Regions from separate parts of the Mus musculus genome. Here region 2 is linked to region 1. The links are chromatin loops, found by intact Hi-C in ENCODE. Cell type or tissue: heart. All regions are shown on one strand. Each heading gives the region's core, and the rest is flanking DNA. Links, peaks and the distances in the headings are about the cores only.

Evidence for each region. A loop is a pair of places that touch in the nucleus more often than their neighbours do. Peaks named below come from ENCODE experiments on the same cell type or tissue, not always from the same donor. Only the 100,000 strongest peaks of a DNase experiment are listed, where the experiment ranks them.
Region 2: a loop joins it to region 1, with 2.0 times the contacts of the local background. A loop is called at or near these places in 2 of 42 quality-filtered maps.

Annotation. Positions count from the first base shown.
Region 1 is chr8:125,360,281-125,370,780 of GRCm38, forward strand. No RefSeq gene overlaps it. Among named protein-coding and RNA genes, the nearest start is that of Gm30713, 20 kb to the right of the region's middle. In heart, for the core only: a CTCF peak has its summit at 5,580; no DNase peak of the experiment used is centred there; H3K27ac peaks cover 1,382 bases.
Region 2 is chr8:125,288,354-125,298,853 of GRCm38, forward strand. No RefSeq gene overlaps it. Among named protein-coding and RNA genes, the nearest start is that of Gm30713, 92 kb to the right of the region's middle. In heart, for the core only: a CTCF peak has its summit at 4,199 (motif pointing left); DNase peaks (open chromatin) are centred at 3,348, 3,768 and 4,778; H3K27ac peaks cover 2,500 bases.

The sequences.
Region 1 (10,500 bases), core at 4,263-6,762:
CAACAGCTGAGTTGAACCAGCCAGCCAAAGTTTACAACGAACTGGAAAGGGTGAGATTATTCAGCAGTAAGCCAGGAGACAACAATCACATCTGGTGAACCAAGGCTACATTTACAAGTAAGGAAAGGGTAATTAATGCAAACTATATAAAGCGCCTCTGCTGGAGAGACACATGTTTATGTAATAGCAGAGCATAACACAGACCTGAGAAGAAGCCACCTCTGGTGCTTGGCAGCTTCAAGACAACTTTCACTTATGTAACCATGCCAATCAATAACTCTGTGGTGTGAATGGTTGAGACCACAGTCCTGAGTCAGATGGTGCCCATTTCAAGGCTTTGGTCTGAGGCACCATGCTGGGCCAGCGAGGTGGGAAAGGCACACAGCAGGGCGTACAAATGGAGCAGCTTGTTCTAGGAGGTCAGAGTCTCTTAGCATAGGTGGGTCAGCATATGCATAGCTCCATCTGGCCTGGCTTACGAACTTATCCATCTATAAAGGATCAAGGCCAGCTTTCCCACTTACCACCTACTAAATGGAAAATAATTATACAAAGTGAAGGCACCTGGATGCTTCTAGACCTTTCTTAAGTATTGTCAGGTTTAGCACCTATGTTTCTGTTTACTTAGAAACAGAAACAATCTTTTACATTACGATTTCTCTCTCTGGAATGTTCCAGTAGTTATACAGTAGCCACTTACAACATGGGACACCAATGGCCAATGTCAAGCTAGAGAGAGCCAGTCTGGGAACACCAGCAGCAAAGATGTCGCTGTCCACAGCAATCATTGTCCCTATATTGCCAATGTCCACTGTGGGCTTGCTGGAGGTTGCACAGAGCTGAGAGGAAGTTGAACAAAGAGGCTGTGCTAGCTGGGCACTTGGGCAGGAGTAATACTCCCTGAAGCTCATATTTAAGCACTGACAACTGTCAGGTGACTCTAGATATGGATACAGGACCCTAGCACACCGAGCTTGTTGAGCAACTTCTTCTAGGGAATTTTAAAGAAAATGTCTAATCCTTTCAGATAGGTCATTGGCAGACTGAAGAAAGGGCTCCATTCAAGCTCAGCTTGGTGAACCTCTGAGTTTACACACAGGAGTATCTCTGGCTCAAAAGCATCCACACCACTAAGAAGTCCCACCCCAACATGAGTGCTTCACACCAAGGAGTCCCACCTTTGGCCTGTCTTCCATGTCTGATATATTCTAGCATCTCCCTCAGAATCACGTGCAGCTGGAGGAAGAGAGAGTGGGAGCTAGACCCTCAGATGGGAGTCTCCCAGCAACATAGTTCCAGGAAGCAATGCTAATGGCCTCATCACCACTGCTGTAGACCTGCAATTCACTGATTGATTGCCTTGCTCTGACTGCTGAGAGCACAATGCTCTGTATCAGCCATTCATTCCTGATGGTGGTGGTCATGTAAGACTCAGAAGCAATAGCTTTGCCACAGGGCCCCCTCTTTATTCTATGTTTGAAGCTCACCGGGTAGACATACAGGAAGATGGGTATAAGAACATCTCACACTGACCCAGGCAACCACATGGACCAGTGATGGGCTCTTGGACTAAACTAAGCCTTGGTTCTGTTCATGGCTTCTAGTGCTTGAGCAGGGTGCATCCTGGCCTTGCAGCATTGACCTTCTAATTGGGTTCGGTTTTGTTGGAGGGAAGCTGAGGGAGTAGAAAATAGGATCAGATCTTTACCACGTTCCTTACATCATTGTTAACCTGACAGCTCAGTTCACAGTCACCTCTGGGATGCAGTAGATTCCATGGACCCAAGTACCACAGTCCAAATGTACATCATTCAACTCATGTCATAGGTCATCCATTCCTCAATGGAACAAAATGTTTTTACTTGAAAAGTAGGGAGGGAGGGAAAAAGGGGGGGGGAGAGAAAGAGAAAGAGAAAGAGAAAGAGAAAGAGAAAGAGAAAGAGAAAGAGAAAGAGAAAGAGGAAGAGGAAGAGGAAGAGGAAGAGGAAGAGGAAGAGGAAGAGGAAGAGAAAGAGAAAGAAAGAGAAAGAGAAAGAGAAAGAGAAAGAGAAAGAGAAAGAGAAAGAGAAAGAGAAAGAGAAAGAGAGAGGGAGGCATGGATAATTGAAATACAAACACCTACTCACCTCCCTTCCCCTTATATAAAACTCACTCCCTCTGGACTACTTGCAAAGATCTTAAGCACATTTGTGCCTGAGGATTTCCACCCTCAGGAACATCCTCACTCTGAGATCCCCTGGGAGACTTGCAACCTCCCCATGTGACAAGTACAGACACTAGTCAGAGGAGAGAGTCACTGACACCACAGCATGGCTGCCTAGGCAGGGCTCATCCCTTATGAGCACAAACCAGGGTCATCTCCTCTGACTGGAGAGACTGGGGTGGACTTGGGCAAACACCCGGGTCAGAAATGAGCTGAGTCGGCTTCCCACATCGCCACTAAGCTTGTCTATGCTTAACAAACCTTGCAAGAGTCTGTCACCATCATAGGCCTGGATCAGAGTCTTGAGAACTATTAGAATTTCTAGGTTCTTGTTGGGGAACAAAGACTTGGTCCAGGGAAGCATGGGGAGCAGTAGAAATAGTTTATTATGAAAGAGAAAGGTGTTCCTGAAAATGCACGTGGGCCGGAGAGTTGGGGAAAATCCTAGAGTCCTGGCCCGGGGCAAGAAGAGTCCTCCTTTTATAGGTCATTTACATAGCCACGCCTTCTATTTTCTTAACTTTTATCCTGGTTAGAGGTTTCCATGCCCCCCCCCCCACATTGGTTTCTTTTACAGGCCCTTCTTGATGCCTCTCCATCTGTACTGCTTCATAATCCGTCTATCATGAGCTCCGCTTTTATTAGCAAACTTGAGACTGCATCTTCCAAACCATTACAGAAACCTGGCCCTGGTGTTTGTTCCTGGAGGGTGAAAACTGTGCTGTGGACTTCAGCGTGAGCTGCAGAGAAGTCCCTAGAGACAGAGCAAAACACAAGCTGAAGGTCTGTTCAACTCACACCCATCTCTCCTTCCCCTTCCCCATAGCTCTGCTTCCGTCTCCCGAGAGGAGAGGAAAAGAATGATGGCCCCAGTTCAGGATGCTGCCAGGATAAAGCTTCTTCCTCGAGACCTGCTGGAAGCCATGCAAGCCTGTTCAGGAGCTGCCTCCGGCTCTGTCAGGCCACCAGCTGTGGGCTGTGGCTCCCTGAAGAACAGCCTGATGAAGGACATGGTGTTTATTAGCAAAATGAAGATAGACGTTGAGCCAAGTGTGTTGAGAACTCAGCCAGCTCTTCCCACAGCCCACATCCACTGCTTTGGCTCTGCTCTTCCAAAGCAAAGATGGCCAGGGAACATCTAGGATGTAAGGCAGAATTATTTGGGGGTGGGGTGGAGGTGGGGGTGGGGGAGAGATACAGGAACCTACCTGTTTTTAATAAAAGAAAAGTCTTGATTTGAGAGATAACTTTTCAGCTGACCCCCTCCCTCCCCCGTTTGGAGCTGTGCAGTTGCTGGACCAGCTTCATCCCATAAGCCACCTACCTCCAGACCTGAGATTGCTTTAGACACCCTCAGAGAAACTCCTCAGAGAAATCTCCAGGCCAATCTCCTCACCAAAACTCTATAAACCCCCTTGCTTTAAGCCTAAATGTGTGACTTCACCTGTGAGGTGGGTGAACCCACCCAAGAGAACTGCCTCCTAATAGACCTGCCTTTATCTACTTTTTTTAAATCCCATCTAATCTGGCCTATATACTCATGGGGGGGGTGAGGAAGGGAGGGAGGGAGGGAGGGAAGGAGGGAGGGAGGGAGAGAGGGAGGGAGGGAGGGAGGGAGGGAGGGAGGGAGGGAGGGAGGGAGGGAGGGAGGGAGGGAGGGAGGGAGGGAGGGAGAAAAAGAGACTAGACTATTATACAGGACCTCAGCAGTCCTGGTCTGCCAATGATTGTTTTTAGTCCAAGTTGGAAGGCCAAAGAATTGCAATGGCAGCAAGAATAAATGCATCCATCATCAAGAGAGAAGGTTGGCGAGTAACATTGTTTCTTTCTAGCTGGCAGGTAAGTTTGTTTCTTTCTTTCTAGCTGGCTGATAACTTTGTTTCTTCCTGGGAAGACTTTGTATCTGGGCTACTTGAGGATGGTGACACCCCCTCTGTGGGAGGGGTTTCCCCTCTCCCTTATCATTCCTGGCAATGCCTCACCGTCCTGTTTGTGTTGCAGAGCGGGGACAAAGCATCACCATGCTACCCCACCACCCTACCTTGGCACCCTGTCATCTTTACACCACACATAGCAAAGGAGCCACCACACCTGCGATTATGTTACTCCACAGAGGCTCCAGGAAGATTGGAGAACCACTGCAAAACTCCTTCAAAACGTATGCATGCCACACACGTACCACAGACGCTCAGAACCATCCTGCCACCCTGCTTTGGTGGCAAAACATTGAAGATCTGGATGGAGCCAGGGCCCTGTGCTTTCTCCCTCAGGGAGAGTGAGCAGGAGAATTTCTGCCAGCGCAGTTGCACATATGGGTGTGGAAGGTCCATGGAGCATAGCACTTGCCAGGGGCTACCACCTTGATTCCATGATCAAAGGGGAGCCTGGCTCTGTCACTCAGAGCAGAAAAGGAGAGGGGCAGAAAGCCAAGAACAGTAAGTAGCTAAATCACAGGTCACCTGTAGTAGTGAGGATGGGAGTCCAGGCCTTGCTGTCTTCACCGACTAAGGGCGTTCTATAGGCTTGATGTCCACACCCTCAACCTACCTTCTGCCCACGCCTGCTCCGAAAAGCGCAATGTCAGACACAATGGGAGCTTTATGGACATCTTGTCACCTCCACTCCCTGATACAGGTTCTGGGCCTGACTGTTTCCACAGTCTGTGACAGTTCCAAGTATTTGTGCCAGAGAGCTGAAATAAACAGGAACACCCCACCTAGAACAGATGGGCTAACATGTGGAAGAGAGTGTGGGGGAGGCAGGGGAGGGTAGAAGAAAAACAGATAGAAGACCAAGCCACAGATGAACAAAAAAGTTAGCTTATCATTATTCAGTTTGACTGAGAGTAGACGTGTGACAATAGACGTTCCCAAGCCATTCCAAATGTCCACACAGAGTTCATAGGGCATTAAGATGTATTTGCCTTCAAAGAGACATGGGGCTTGAACTCCAGTGTGCAGGTCCCATCAGGACCCTGGGTAAGAGTTCCCAGCACCTATATCAGACATGCACAAAACTAACTCTCTCTCTCTCTCTCTCTCTCTCTCATTTTTTGAGACACGGCCTCACATTGTATCTTGAGATGGCCTTGGCCTGGCTGAAGATATTTAAAATGATCTTCAACTTCTCATCCTTTTGCTTCCCAAGTGCTGGGGTTAGAGGCCAAGCGCCACCAAGCTTGCATCAGCTGGCCTTCATGCTAATCTGCGAAGGGCTCAGCAGGGTTATCTCGAAGCCACCACTGTGGCTCCTTTCCTCCCAGCTCTGGCCTTTTTCTGCCCATCTCTCCTCGTACGTGACTTTAAAGCAGATGCCTCATCAGCAGGTCTGTAGGCTTCTGCAATTGATTCGCAATGAGAAAATGTAACTCAGGCCCCCTCGCGGCCATCTGAAGTGACCTTCAGGAACAGTCTTGTGGCTGGGAGCTTGCAGCATCCTGGAACCTGACGGTAACGGTAACGATTGTTTCATCGATAGAAGCCTTCTTGCCTTGTCTCTCAGAATGCGGATCCTGGAAGGAATAATACCAAGGAAGCCCTGATCCCAGGGAGGAGCTCTGCACATGGCAGTGTCCACTTTCATTCCAGACTCCTTCCCTTTGTTCATGGGCTTCTAGGGCTGAGATCTTTCCGTCCATCAAAAGCTGTTTCTTGTGTAGAAAGGGCTGACATTCACTTGACTACAAATGGCTAAAGTGTGCTTAATTTTTTAATATGTACCTTATTTGTTGTTTGAAACATTTATACATGTGTTCTGGTTTGCTCTTCTGCTCCTGTGATAATTATCAGGACCAAAAGCAACTTAGGGGAGAGAAGGATTTATTTGGAAGCTCACATTTCCAGGTCACAGTTCATTCCTAAGGGAAGTTGGGCCGGAACTGAAGCAGGAGCTTGGCACAGAACCTACAGATGAATGGTGTTTGCTGACACACTTCCTGGCCTATGCCATTGGCTTTCTCAGACAACCTGCCCAGGCCCACCTGCCTAGGGATGACACTGTCAAAAGTTCCTCAGCTGGGGGTGGGACTTGGTGAGTGCTTCTCCTGCCCATGATGGAATTTTAGCTGGCTTGATCTTGTGCAGGCCTTGTATAGGTATCCAACTGACGGTAGACTAGAGCAGGACACAGCTTCCAGCCATATTCTGCACCCCTGGGAAAGTAGTATATCTGTCTAGCATCCGTTTATCCAGCTGTGGAGCAGGAGTCTGTGACGCTGCCTACATGCCACTTCTGTGAGAAGATGTGAATGATATCTGCAAAGGCCAGGCCCAATGCAAACCTTGGCAAGCATCCTTGGCTGTTGGAAAGTCATTGGCTTTCAAGGCTGATGCTGTAGGTGAATAAAGATCTAACAAGGGTGCAGGCCATGGAGGATAAGCAGAGGCCTCCACAGCCTCCTGAGGAGACCTGCTTTCCCATTCTGTTCTATCTGCATCTCCCTGCTGCAGTTCTAGGGGCCGCAATGCTCAGTAACGTTCCCCAGAGAGAGCTATGGCATTGTTCCTCTAGAGCCAAGCTAACCTCACCTGGAGTACTGAGAAGGAGGTCTGGCCATCTGCTCTGTCTTCAGAGAGGACCGAAGACAGTATGCAAGGGGAGGCATAGGTTCCAGGCCATATCTCTCCTGGAGAGCAAGCAGGTCATAAAAGGACAGTGCTGGGAGGTCAGGACACCCAGTTGTGGAGACCACTCAGCTGGCTATGTTGGGGTTTGTTGCATGTGCTCATACATGTGTACATGTGTGTGTGCACACGTTTGTGTGCATGCATGTACTTATGTGCCTTCCTTCCCCCTCTCTCCCTCCTTTTCTCTCTGTCTCTGTCTGTCTCTCTCCCTCTCCCTTTCTCTGTCTCTACCTCTGTCTCTCTCTTTCACACACTCACATACTCACAAACAGCTCAAGGGACACTCATAAGGACACGAGGTACGGGAGCTACAGACATCTATCTATGAGTCTCTGAGGCTGTGAGGTCATGAGGCAGGAGGAGTGCAGCCTCTCCCAACAGCAGCTCTGTAGTTTACTCTGGTGTGTAAATCTCAAATTCAGTGAGTAGTCAGCCAGGTAGGGGTGGGGGAACACATCAGCCTGCCAGCTCACAGGTGGCACTCCAGTGGTATCCTAAACCCTGTGCCCTACCCAGTCCCATCTGTGAGCCTGGCCCTTCCTCTCCCAGGTTGCCCTCTCACTCAGATCGACACAGCTTGACTCCTTCACCACCCGTGCTTGCTCTGCTTGTGTAAGGTCCCTCCTCAGACAGCCTCCTCCAGGCTGTGCCTCCCACCCTTGGTCTCTACAGGTCTCTTCATCCATCTAGTCTGTGTCTGCCTTCCTCAGACTGTGACACTCACAGAGCAGAAGCAGGTTCCCTTTGGCCTCTGCTTCTTTAGGGCAGAGCCAGATCTCCCCCTGTCCCCATGCTGGGGACAGATGAGGCATTGACTTCTGACCCACTGCTTTACTAGGTATTTAGGGAAGTCTCCAGTGTCGGGCAGGGATGGTCAAATCTGTAAGGCCTGGACACTTTGATTGAAACCCTCATCAGCAGGGCTGGGTCTGTTAAGGACTCAGGTTTTTCTATGACGAAATAGCGGAGGGTGGACTTATAAGAAGACAGGGTTATTTTGGCGCATGGTCTCCTCGCAGTCTCAAGGCAGGGAAGCCATGGCAGTGGGACCTTACAGCGAGCTTCTCACAGATGGCAGATGGGGAAGTAAGAGAGAAGCAGGTATGCACCCTGCCCCTCCTAAAGGCTCTACAAAGTCCCAAGACAGGGCCACCAGCTGGGGTCCAAATGTTCTAACATATGAATTTGTGGGAAACATCTCCATGTCCTGCAAGCACCTGCCGCCCCTCTGTCACTTTAGAAGGTTCTTTTGACCTTCAGTTCCAGCATTTGTCTGGAAAGGTCACTCCAGGGGGACTCTATTTCCAGCCCAGAGCTGGCTGCCAAGGAGGCTTTATTTATGGACTGTATTTTGATAGTGTTGGGGGTTTGCTGCCTCCGGGGATTTGGGTAGGGCTGGCCTGAGGCAAGCCAAACCTGGCTTCCCTCAGGTCCTCCGGGAGCCAAGCTTTAGCTTGGCTGAGGTCTGATAAGCCTTCAGGGCTGCCTTCTCTCCTTTCAGGACTGGACCCAGACCAGTTCACTTCCTGCTGGGCTGGGAACCCTTGAGGCCTCCCTCCAGGGAACTGCATTTCAGAGAGAGAGAGGGAAAGAGAGAGAGAGAGAGAGAGAGAGAGAGAGAGAGAGAGAGAGAGAGAGCCCTTCTTTCTCCTCCTCCACTCCTGGCTGTGCAGTTCAGACCTGGGTCTCTAAGGGCAAAACTCACACCCTGTGCTTGCTCACACTTGGCAGCCAGGCCAGTCCAAGAGGCCATTTGGCGTCAACTTGAGGAAGTCAGTCTCCAGGTAATGTGTGAGAAAGTCTGGAGGGTCCACTGCTGCCATCCAGGCCCCAGAGTAGAAGCAGCTCAGGACTCCAAGACCCTAGAAGCAGTAGGAACTGAGAGGAGCCACAGCTGTGGCTCTCAGTGAGCAGGAACGTCTTAGGGTTTCTAGTGCTGTGATCAAACACCTTGACCAAAGGAAACTGGAAGAGGAAAGGGTTTGATTCTGCTTATACTTGCGGGTAACTATCCATCACTGCATGGAGTCAGGCAGGAGTAAAGCAGGAACTTGGAGGCAGAAACTGAGACAGAAGCCACGGAGGAGTACTGCTATTGTCTTGTTCCTGGTGGTTCGTTTTGCCTTCTTTCTTTTCTTCTACCGTCCAGGATCCCCCGGGATGGGCCTATGCACATCACCCATTAATCAAGAAAAGGTGGCTCAGTGGGTAAGAGCACCCGACTGCTCTTCCGAAGGTCCAGAGTTCAAATCCCAGCAACCACATGGTGGCTCACAACCATCTGTAACGAGATCTGACACCCTCTTCTGAAGACAGCTACAGTGTACTTACATGTAATAAATAAATAAATCTTTAAAAAAAAAAAAAAAAAAGAAAAGAAAAGGTTCCACAGACCAATGGGAGTTGTGGGGGTGGGGAGGGCATTTTCTCACTTAAGGGTCCCTCTTCCCAGATGAGTCTTACCTGTCTCAAGTTGACATCAAAAACCAGCCAAGTCCCTGGGATCTCCGCAGAGCATGGGGAAGTCCCCAGGACGTACAGTGTCATAGCCTGTGGGAAAGCACTGCACAGCCATGTTTACTCCATGCCTCTCTATGGAGGACCAAGAAGGCCAGGGTCAAGGTTGCACTTCTGGGCCAGTTCTTCCTCATGGGTGCTTATGAAGGGGTTGGTGTGGAGTTGGGGGCAGACTGAGACCCAGAGGCACACATGGACTGACAGACGGACATGTCTCCGGTGCCTTAGAGGGCACTTTACTTCTCTGTTGTCCCTAACCCACTGGGACTAAGAAAGAACTTATTCCCAGCCCTCCCTCCGCTGGCAGGAAAGGCAACCCGCCAGGCCTTTCTCCTTCTATTAAACAAAGGAACTTGCACATGAAGGGCTCCCAGGAGACTGACTTAATCCCCAGCCAACTCTGGAGGGCTGTGACCTTGAGAATTATGGGCCTTCTGGAGCTGGCTGCCTGGGGTGTTCAGCTGAGTCACTGTAAGACCTAAACCTATGCATGCCCCTACCCCTGTCCCAGCTTGACGGCACCTCCTCCCACCCCTCAAGTCCCCATCCCCTTTAGTGCCCTATGCAGGGATCAGTGAGTTACAGCAGAAAGCGCTTCCCCTCCCCCAGCCAAGAGCCAGAGCGATTCATTCGGATTGTAAGTCTCATGGAAGTGAGGAAAATAAACAGCCTATCAATAATAAATGGAATGGGAAGTAGAAGCAAGCATGTCCTCAAGGTAGAGCCAGGGAGACAAGCCAACCAATTTTCTTTCAGTCACCCTCACGGCCCTTGATGGCAGGAGGATGGTAGTTCTGGAATGTTCCTCATCAGCTAGAGTCCCAGAACTACAGCCTGAAAATGTCTTGGGGGGAAATGCAGAGCTGCCCCAAGTTTATAAACTTTGTCTGGCTAAGAGAAAGTGAGCCGGAGAAGGAACGATTAAAAACAAACACTAGCTGCTTGCCACTGTAGCGTTCCAAGTCCCCCAAGGCCCGGCTGCACATTTACAAATAATCTCCGTGGCCTGATTTGAGACAGAGCTTTTCTTCTGTTGACTTTTTTTTTTTTCTTTTTGGAAGTGTTGGGGATGAATCCAGGCAATACAGGTCACCCAAATTCTATGTTCCGACACGATAACCACTGCATAAAGTTGTTTTTTTTTTTTTTAAGATT
Region 2 (10,500 bases), core at 3,045-5,544, 73 kb before region 1:
TTCCAAGTGCAATCCCTCAGACAGTGCACTCCCCAGCCATGATAAGATGTCCCCCAAACCCAGCTCAAAAGGGGTCTTCTCCAGCACACCACTCTTTTTCCTGGTAGAGTCAATGACTACCTTCTGTTTTGTGTGTATAGCTCATCTTCCAGAGCTATAGCCCTTTTGTCTGTCTGTCTGTCTGTCTCACACACACACCTATAACTCCTGAGGCATGACTTGGCTGGCTATGGCTGTGAGGGATTCTGTTCATTGGGTTAACCGAGGTAGGGCAGCCACACTGAAAGCAGGAGATGTCCTCTTTCCTTGACCTTGGGTCCCGGCTGCATAAAGAGGGGAAAGCCAGCTGAGCTCTGTCATCTTTTCTCCCCAACTGTACATGTGATGTGACCAGCTGCTAAGAGCTCCTCCTGTCTTGACTTCCTTGACACAGTGGACGGAACCTCAAACTGTAGCTGAAGGAAACCTTTCCTTCTTTAAATTGCCTTATCATAATATTTTACCACAGCAACAGAAAAGGCAATGAAGACAGTGTCAAATCCTTAAGTACTCAATGGCGTGCCCCTGCCTCCCAACGCATCCCCTCCTTCTCTTCCTCTTCCTCTTCCTCCTCCCCCTCCCACCTCCTGGTATTTCCTACAGTCTTTCCACCTTATTTAACACAGTATCTCAGTGCACCTGGAGGGCTGGGCAGGAAGCTCCAGGCATTTTCCTGTCTCTGCCTCCCAGTGCGGGCGGTACATATCCTCAGCTTTTCTCTGGGAGCTAGAGATCAGAACTCAGCTCCTCCTGCCTGTGTAGTGTCTTAGGGTTTCTTTGCTGTGAATGGCCATGACTATGACAACTCTTATAAAGGACAACATTTAATTGGGGTTGGCTCATGGGTTCAGAGGTTCAGTCCATTATCATCATGGTAGGAAGCATGGCAATGTGCAGGCAGATATGGTGCTGGAGGAGCTGAGAGTTCTACATCTTGATCTGAAAGCAGCAGGAGATCGTATGCAACACTGGGCCTAGCTTGAGCATATGTAACCTCAAAGCTCTGACTTTCCTGTGATGTGCTTTCTCTAACAAGGCCACACCTCCTCCAATAAGGCCACTCCTCCCCCAGTAAGGCCACACATCTCCAATAAGGCCACATCTCCTCATAGTGCCACTCCCTATGGCCAAGCACTCAACACCTGAGTCTATGGCACCATTCCTATTCAAGCCACTATATGCAACAAACATTTTACCTGCTGTGCTACCTCTCTAGCCCCATTACTCTGCTGCTTGATAACCCGGTGACAGCAAGCCTTTCTCCATAGATAATTAGCTTGTAGCAAGCACATATTTTCATGCTATGAAGTTGAGGGAGAACAAAGAGGAATATGAAAACACTAACAACTCCCAAGAGACACCAGATATGGCAGGACATGGGGCAGATGCATTTCCCTGGATTGGGTAGTTGTTTGAAATTATTTTTGTATTTACGGGTTGCTCACTCAGACATACAGATTATAGAACACAGAGATTATATGCTGAGATGTCTGCTGTCAGACTGAATTACAGTGAGAGTTATCACAAAATCCAAATTATTAACTAGGATCTCCAGTGTCAGGAGGAAAATCACACTCCCCAAACATAACCAAACACATTCACATTCACTAGGTAGACAACGTTGACATTCACTAGCTAACTGTGACAGTGCTGATTTCTTCTTATTGGTTGTATATACACAAATGTATGGTTAATTTTAAAATGGGCTGTTGAGAATTATATTTTTGTTTCAGAAGATTATCTTTTAAGATAGAATCCATATAAAATAAATCACATATACCACATATACCACACACACACATGCTACATACACATATACCACACACATGCACATATACCACATACACACACTTCTCACATACACACTCACACACATATACCTCACACACTCACACCTACACCACACACACATGCCACACACACATACACTTCCCACATACACATACACACATATATACCACACACACACACACCACACATACACTTCCCACATACACACTCACATATATACCACAAACACACTTTCCACACACACACGTACCACACATGCACTTCCCACATACACACTCACACCCACACACATGCACATACAGTACACTTACATACCTCCTCCCCAACAGAACTAAACATAGGGTTGCCATCTGACCACAGAACTCATTCAAAGTGTAGTGAGAACTCTGGAATTTTGGTTTCTTTCAAAACACAGAAATATTGCAAATATTGTAAGGATGCGTTTTCATTTTAATCCCAGGTGTGGGATGTGGGGCTGCTTTGGACTGTCCACAGCAGCTGACTATGATTTGCCTCATGCTCTAGCAGAGCTGTGGTTTTGCCAGCTGCAGATAGTTTCTGTCATTGTGTGGTGTTTGGAATTCTGGGAACTTTTCCGAGGGTCTATAAATGCTAGGGCCCTGACAGGCTGTGCTTATTTTTGCCTGTGCACTGAGTTCTTATTGTGATAAGTCTAATTCTCAGGAGCCTGTACTTCTAATGGCTGCACTGGAGTGTTTTTAGCCCTCGCCTGGGATGGCAGTCCCTGCTTTGGCCACTAGGATGTGGTCATTCCTCCCTACACCACCACACTTCTGCTCCCCACTCCAGCCTAGAACAAGGGGCCTGTTGTCTGGTTCTGTCCTCCTCAGCATCCTGAGCCAAGGCCAGGAAAGAAAGCACAGCCTAGCCTCCACAGGAGCATGTACAAACTCTGTGGAGGTGGGAAGGGTCCCTGGGCTCTCCTCTCTGGATGCAACGTAAGTCTCTTCCTTGTTAAAAGTTTAAACAGCAATTGTAAAGCATCAGATTTAGGACGAATGCTTTTCCATGCACAGTCTGCCCTCTGCAGACCTCAGATCTCCGGGCCCGCTAGGTTAGCGTTAGCTGTGGCCTGGAACCCATTTCCTTTGCAGACTGTCACTAGTAGTTGGAGATTGTCCCTGTGAGATAAAGGAGCCTGTGCATGTGGCATGTCACATCATCTCTCTAGTCACTTTCCACAGTGTCCCCGTCTGTGGTGTATGCATAGAGATGTATAGGTACACACGTGTACACATATCTGCATGCTGGTGAATCACTCAGCATAACTGTTTTTAACTGTTTAACTTCCCAGGACACTGGGAGTTGCTCCGGAGACAGAGGCAGGAGGGGTCGTCTCTAAATTGCCACAGAATGACCCAAGGGAACAGGCTACTCCACTCTTTTCCCCTAAGCAATCTGTTTTCTGCTCAGGATAACTGAAGCCTCCAAGTCCCTCCCTGCGCCCGCCCTGCTCCAGTACCCCGCCCACTTTCCACCGGGCTCTGTTCATTTGGAAGGCTCGTGACCAGTGTGCGAGTTCATTATATTATCACCTGACCCTTCATCCCTGGCATCTGACAGCCTCATTTCCCGGAGCTCTCTTTTCTTCCAGTCTCAAGTTGATGTCTCAAGAGCCCTGTGGGCCTCAAACCAGATTCACAATTTCTTGATTTATTTCCCACCCATGGGCCTAGATAAATACTTCTAATTTTAGACGGGAAGTTCTTAATTTCCCCTTAAAAAGATATTATACTCCGTCCATTTCCCTGAAAGGAAGGCCCTGGCGCTTTCTAAGAAACTTTATAATAAAGGATTAAAACAGTAACTAGAAAACAAAGCAAAACAAGCCAGGAATTCCTCCGCTGGGAATTCCGCACTCCTGAGGGTTCTGACACGAGGCTTTTCTAAGAAGGGACCAGCATCTGGAACCCGCAGTACGCAGTGTCTGGCGCTGGGAAGGCTGTCCTAGAAGCAGTCTTTACACGCTGGCTTTAATGGAATCTCGGACTCCTGCAGGGGCTGCTTGTGTAAAACACACACAGAGAAAAAATCTTCTAAACAGAGGCAGGATGAAGGGAGTTCGTTGTTGAGCCTGACTTATTATGAATTTCATTCTCGTTTCCAGAACGCATGTATCTGGCTCTTGCCAGGGACACAGTTTGTGTTTGGGGCTCGCTAAGCGCTCTGAGAAGTCCCAAGTGAGTGTCTGAAAGCTTCATAGCGGAGGAGACTTGACTTTGGTTAGGGATCAAGTTCTCTGGCCTTGCCCAGCGTGGGAATCAGACAGCCGGATCTGGAAAATTGTGTTGAAGGTCAGACAGTAACCGGTAGTTCTAGCTCCAGGGAACCCAACACCCTCTTCTGGTCTCCATAGGCAACTACACTCATGTGCACACACATGTGAACAGAATTAAAGATAAAAGTGATGAAGGTAGAGGCAGAATGTCGGTTGGTGGTGGAGCGATTACCTAGCGTGCCCAAGGCTGGAGGACTCTCTAAGAGTCAGGGAAATTATATTGATGGTGGACTCAGAGCATGAAGACCACACAGCTGGCCTGCATTCTCCTCTTCTATAGTCTGACTGAAATATTTTATATCAAATATGACTTTACTGTTTTCTAGAATATTTCCCTCAGAAAAAGAAAAGAAAGCAATAAATCAGATGTGGAAACAAGGACACGATAGAAACCAACTGCAGGGACCTGGTGGCCCGCAGACTGGGGACAATCCCAAGACCCTGGGGTTTTGGTTGCTGCTGTCTGATTCCCACACTGGACAGGGCAAGAGCACTTGACCCACGCCAGCTGAATGCTGGCTCTTGTTTCCCACCGGCTGTGGAATTTGCAGACACTCTTTTCTGGCTTCCCAGAGGGGCTGGGGAGCCTCCAGCATGTGCTGTGACATTTATAACTCCCTCTGGAATTTCCATGTCCCCAGCCCTCGCCCAGCCCAGGGATGAATCATGGATTCTTAGACCAGCGAAGCCATTTTGGAAACAGCTGCCAAGGAGCAAATGCAGTCAAAAATAGCTCTCACTCCCTGAAAAATGAATGGCTTATTTTAAGAAGAAAGGGTGGCTTGAATCTGTCCTGCTTGCATCTTTATCTCCTGGGCACAGGGCCAGGGCATCCGAGAAAGGCTTGCCTGTCAAAGGGAATGGCACCTGCAGTGACATAGTGGTGCCCACGATGGGGCTACCATCTCTGGGCCAGGGCCAAGGGGTGAGGTATGAGCCGTCCTCCTGAGACCTGCATCCCAGGAGGCCTGGACCGTTAGGTATGAAGTTCTGCTTCCCTGGTAGGCCTGACATGCATTGCTTTCTTGTGGTTGTGGCCAAACATCCAACAGAATTCAGCAAGGAGCAGCTGGCAGTCAGGATGCAGCAAAGAGCTAATCAGGCAGGAAGTGGGAGCACTCAGGCAGGAAGTGGGAGCAGGCTATTGCTCAGAAGCCAAATGCCCATGCTCTTATACCTACCAGCTAGTCTTTAAGTCTAGAAGGTTCCACAGTGTTCCTCAAACAGCACCGCCAGGTGAAGACCAAATGTTCAAACACATGGGGACATTTCACTTTCAAACACTTCAGACCACTGGTCCTTGTCGTAGACTTGTGGGGTGGGCACAGTAGCTAGACGCATACAAGAGGAAGGCACTGGGCTTTGTTCCATCCTTCAAAGGGAAGTTAAGCTCTCCTGCTGCAGATGAATGGGTGATGGTGTCTTAGCTTAAGCTGTCAGGGAAGAAACTTCACTTGGCGTCAGGGTGATAGTTCCCCCCTCCCCCATTGTATTTGTCCTTGTGTTGTGAGGCACTGTAGCCAAAGATGCATGAAGGACTGATGTCAATCCTGCTGTGCTGTGTACTATGTGAGTAGAAAGAAAGGAAGAAAGAAAGAGAGAGAGAGAAAGAAAGAAAGAAAGAAAGAAAGGGAGATGGAAGGAAGCAAGGAAGGAAGGGAGAAGGAAGGAAGGAGGAAAGAAGGAAGTTATGATAGTTTCAAAGCAAAGCAAAGCTTGCACAGTACCAGCTAGTCCACATCCACACCCAATGATGTGAGAAATCCTCAGAAGGGAAGGAGCACAGAGCAAAGAGAGCCCCGAGGGAAGGTCCCACAGCCTGGGGCCAGCACTGTAACATCTGCTGGTTCCACAGAGAAAATGAGGTAGAAAACTGTGTTGCAAAGTATTCTGTGTGACTTTGATTTTTTTTTTAATATCCTATGTGAAAAACACACACCTGCACCCTGAATTCTGGCTTCTTCCGAGGGTAAGCTTGGCTTGCTACAACTGTGACATCTTCCTTACTTCTGTGTGCTTCCCTCTGTCACTTGGCCTGGATACTCACTCACTCACGGCTCCGTGAAGACATCAGGACGTTGGAAGGACTGAGGACTCCGTGATTGTCACAATCTGTGAGGTTCAGCTGGGGGTCCTCTTCTTTCATTGGGAGTGATAATGCCTTGCTCTCCTTCCTGGTTGCTGAAGCTCCTTGTCCCATTGCATTTACAGACACTGGTGGCTGGTATCTTCTTTCCCTTCATGCTAAGACATAACTGAAACTAAACCTGGAACGCTGGAATCCGAGATTAATGAATGAGGCGTTAGGAGTTACAGACACATGTATCTGCTAGCCTAATGAGCAGACAGTCTGCGAACACAGCCGCTCAAAGACACAGACCACGTGAATAGAATATGCTTCTCCATGGGGAAGTACTCTGAGGGAGCTCTTTCATTGAGTGAACTTAGGTAGAAAACACATTTCAATTTGGGATACAGAAAGAGAGACACAATGACCTAGGGTGTGGCTCAGCTGGTGGCTTGCCTAGCATGCGCAAAGCACTGGGTTTGAACTCCAGTATAGAAAGAAAAACAAAAGTTCCCCCCCCCCCAAAAAAAAAGATACAGTAGTGTCATGCCCAGGGCTGGAGGGGTGGCACAGTATTAACTACTGAGTTCTTGCAGAAGACCTGAGCTCAGTTCCCATCATCCACACAGTGGTTTCACAACCACCAGGAAACCCAGTACCCTCTTCTGGCCTCCATAGGCACTGGGCATACTCATTGTACACAGACATATGTGAGGGAAGAAAGAAATGCTGTACCCATGAGAATACCCCAGGGAGATACACAGAATTCAGAATCCAGCTCACAGTTCAGAGTGGGTCCATTCATATTGGCATGGGGTGTCGGGGACAGTGTTGTGGTTAGACAGGAGGCATGGCTTTTTGCCAGTTTGATTACCTCACCAACACGGTGAGCCCCAATTCTCCTCCAAGGGTGATGGCTATGCCCTCTTATTTTGTGCCTAGGCCACCCTGACAGCCACATGAGGCAGAGGTATGTTTCCTAAGCCTGTCAGCTCTCTAGCTAAGTGAACAGAAGCCCAGAGAAGGGAGATCCCACGGTGAGAGGAGGCAGCTTCCATCAAAGCACCTGAGCTTCAGTCCTGGGTGGTCAGGGTCCTGTACACTTGACCTTTAAAGCACGCAGTTCTACATGTGTCTCCTTTGGGGTTTCCTTGATTTTAAAATGTCTCGCCTCCTTTGTAAATCTCCCCAGAAGTAGAAGAAAAGAGCTTTGGTGATGAAGTGACAAGGGGAAAGAGAAGAAATCAAGGCTGGACCAAGCTGCATTCTCATGAGTATTCCCTTGAGACTGCTTTCTCTCAAGGCTTGACCCCTGTGTGGGAGCTCTTCCATATCATCTTTGGAATCTTTTGAGTTTAAAAAAAGGGGGAGGGGAAGCTGGGGAACTGGAGAGATGGCTGAGCAGCTAATAGAGTTTGCTGTGCAACCGTGAGAACAGAATTTGGATCCTAGCACCCACATAACAAGCTGAGTAATTCCTGTATACCTGGAACCAAGGCTCCAAAGCAGGCAGAGGCAAGAGGACCTCTTGAGAATGTCGGCTTTCAGCACAACTGAGGAAATATAGGCCATGGGGTTGAGGGAAAGACCCTGCCTCAAAGAGACAGATGGAGAGTATCTTAGTCAGGGTTTCTATTCCTGCACAAAACATCATGACCAAGAAGCAAGCTGGGGAGGAAAGGGTTTATTCAGCTTACACTTCCACATTGCTGTTCATCACCAAAGGAAGTCAGGACTGGAACTCAAACAAGGTAGGTAGGAACTTGGAGGCAGGAGCTGATGCAGAGGCCATAGTGGGATGCTGCTTACTGGCTTGCTTCCCATGGCTTGCTCAGCCTGATTTCTTACAGAACCCAAGACCACCATCCCAGGAGTGGACTTACCCACAATGGGCTGGGCCCTCCCCCATTAATGACTAATTGAGAAAATGCCTTACAGCTGGGTCTCATGGAGGCATTTCCTCAAGGGAGGCTCCTTTCTCTGTGATAACTCCAACTTGGGTCAAGTTGGCACACACAACCAGCCAGTACAGAGAGTGATAGAGGTGACACCTGGTGCCCTTTGGTGGCCCCTCTGTGTGCGTGCACTCACATACAGACACATGGCTGTGGTAGGGAGCCAGATAGATAGATAGATAGATAGATAGATAGATAGATAGATCGATAGATCGATAAATAGATAAATAGATGAATAAATAATAGGTGATAGATGATAGGTAGGTAAATAAGAAGTTGAATGGTTTTTAGACCTTTTATTGATTCTTTGTGAATTTCCCATCATGCACTCCAATCCCACTCATCTCCCTGCCCCTTCATATCTGCCTTCCACCCTTGCTACTACCCAAAAGTAACTATAGAAGCAAGCAAGCAAACAAACAAACAAAACACCAAACAAAACACCAAACAAATAAATCTCACTGTAGAAGCTGCGGTGTGTCAAGGTGTGTCTCACAATATACACTTCCACCTAAATAGCTCTACTTGCAAATGTTCCTTGCAATGAGGCATTGGTCTGGGTCAAGGCCTCTGATTCTGTCACACCATCAGTCCTGGATCCTCACTGGGACTCCTCTCTGACATCCTGTTGTCATGGAGATCCTGCATCTTTGGATCTGTGGGACTAGCTCCTTCACACACTCCAGCAGATCATAGATGGGGTAGATGATGGGGTGGGCCAACTCAAAGGCCTGGATTTGGGCCTGGGCGGAAGCTGATTTAGTCAGCCCACTGGCTCTCTTGTGCTTGCCTCACCAGGGCCTGAATCTCCTGTGTATGCATTACTGTGCTGCCTAGGTGAGGTGTGTGTGTAGGGGTACTGGGGGGCGGTGTTCTCCCAGTACTGTAGCCTGTGAGCTCTCCTATGCTGCTCAGGTGAGAGGCTGGGCCAGCTATCCTGAATGTGGTTGCTGATGAGCAGGCGCAGGTCAGCCCAGTGCTTAAGCATCAACATGACCTTAAGTGGCAGCCTAGACCAGGGACATCTGTACAGCACTTGGTGGTAATACAGCCCTCAGACATGGACATAGACCACATCTGTGATAGGACCATGGACTCAGACATGGCCCCCAATAGCCAAAATGGGCCCAGATGTCACCACAGACTCAGGTGGCTGTGCAGGCTACTCACACCAGTATGTCCCCTGGTAGCAGCATGACCCTCGATAACCCCATGGTCTCAGGTGGCAGTCTAGACCACCGACATCAAAATGGCCTTTAGTGGCAACATGGAGCACAGACATCAGCACACACCCCAGAAGCATTGTAGTAAGTCACATGACCCAGACATGGCCCTTGGCAGCAGCCCAGACCTTCCCATAGCCCAGGTGGTTGTACAGGCTCCTCATTATCTACTTGACCTCACTGCTGTATCATCTTCAGCTTTACCTCTCTATCCACAGAGCATGAACTGGTGTGGGACAGGTGTAGACGGCTGTGGGTGCCAAGTAGGGCTTCCAGGGTCGTGTGCAGCAGCCTGAAGCTGGTGCAAGCCCTGCCCCTGAACACACGGCCCAGCCATACGATTGCCTGGACTCTGAACCACAACAGAGAGTGTCCGAGAATGGCTCATTCTCTGGAATGGGTCTCCTTGGAAGACCTCCATAGTTTGTGATGCCCCACAGAGGTCATGGTGGTATCCCAGGGGACATGCTGGTGTCCATGGTCCATGCGGCATCCCGACCTGTGGATGCTCCAGGTTCTTGTGCATATCTGTAGTCTATGCTGCCACCGGAGGCCATTTTGATATCTGTGACCTGTGTTGCTCTCGAGGGATGTAATAGAGTCAGTGGTACATGCTGTGGTGGGGAGCTGTGTGCATGTCTGTGGTCTGTATTGTCACTGGAGACCATGGTGAAGTTCGTGATCTCTGTTGTTGCCAAAAGCCAGTCCATGCTCCGTGCTGCGCTGACTGTAAAGGGCAAGGAAGCTTCTTTGCCAGCGCTATCGATGTCTGCAGACTCACAGTTGAGAATGAAAGACATAGAGGCTTCTGTGACAACCTCTCACCTGCCCCATCCCCAAATAGAAACAATCTAGACAGGAAGCCATTGAAGAAAACGCGTAAAATTGTGATAGGGATGCTGAAGTGTAGCTCTTCACAGTTGATGGCTTCTGGTGGGGTTGAGGTTAGGGTAGGGGGTAGGGGTGGGGGTGTGGATGAGCAAAGACTCAATTGTTTTTAGGAAGCTGGCCACTGGGAGTTTGTCCATGTGCAAGTGAAGATATGGACAACACAAAATACACTTGGTCTTTCTTCTTCTTTTTTTCTGGGTAAAGGTCACAGGGTGGGGGAGGACCTGAAAGGAC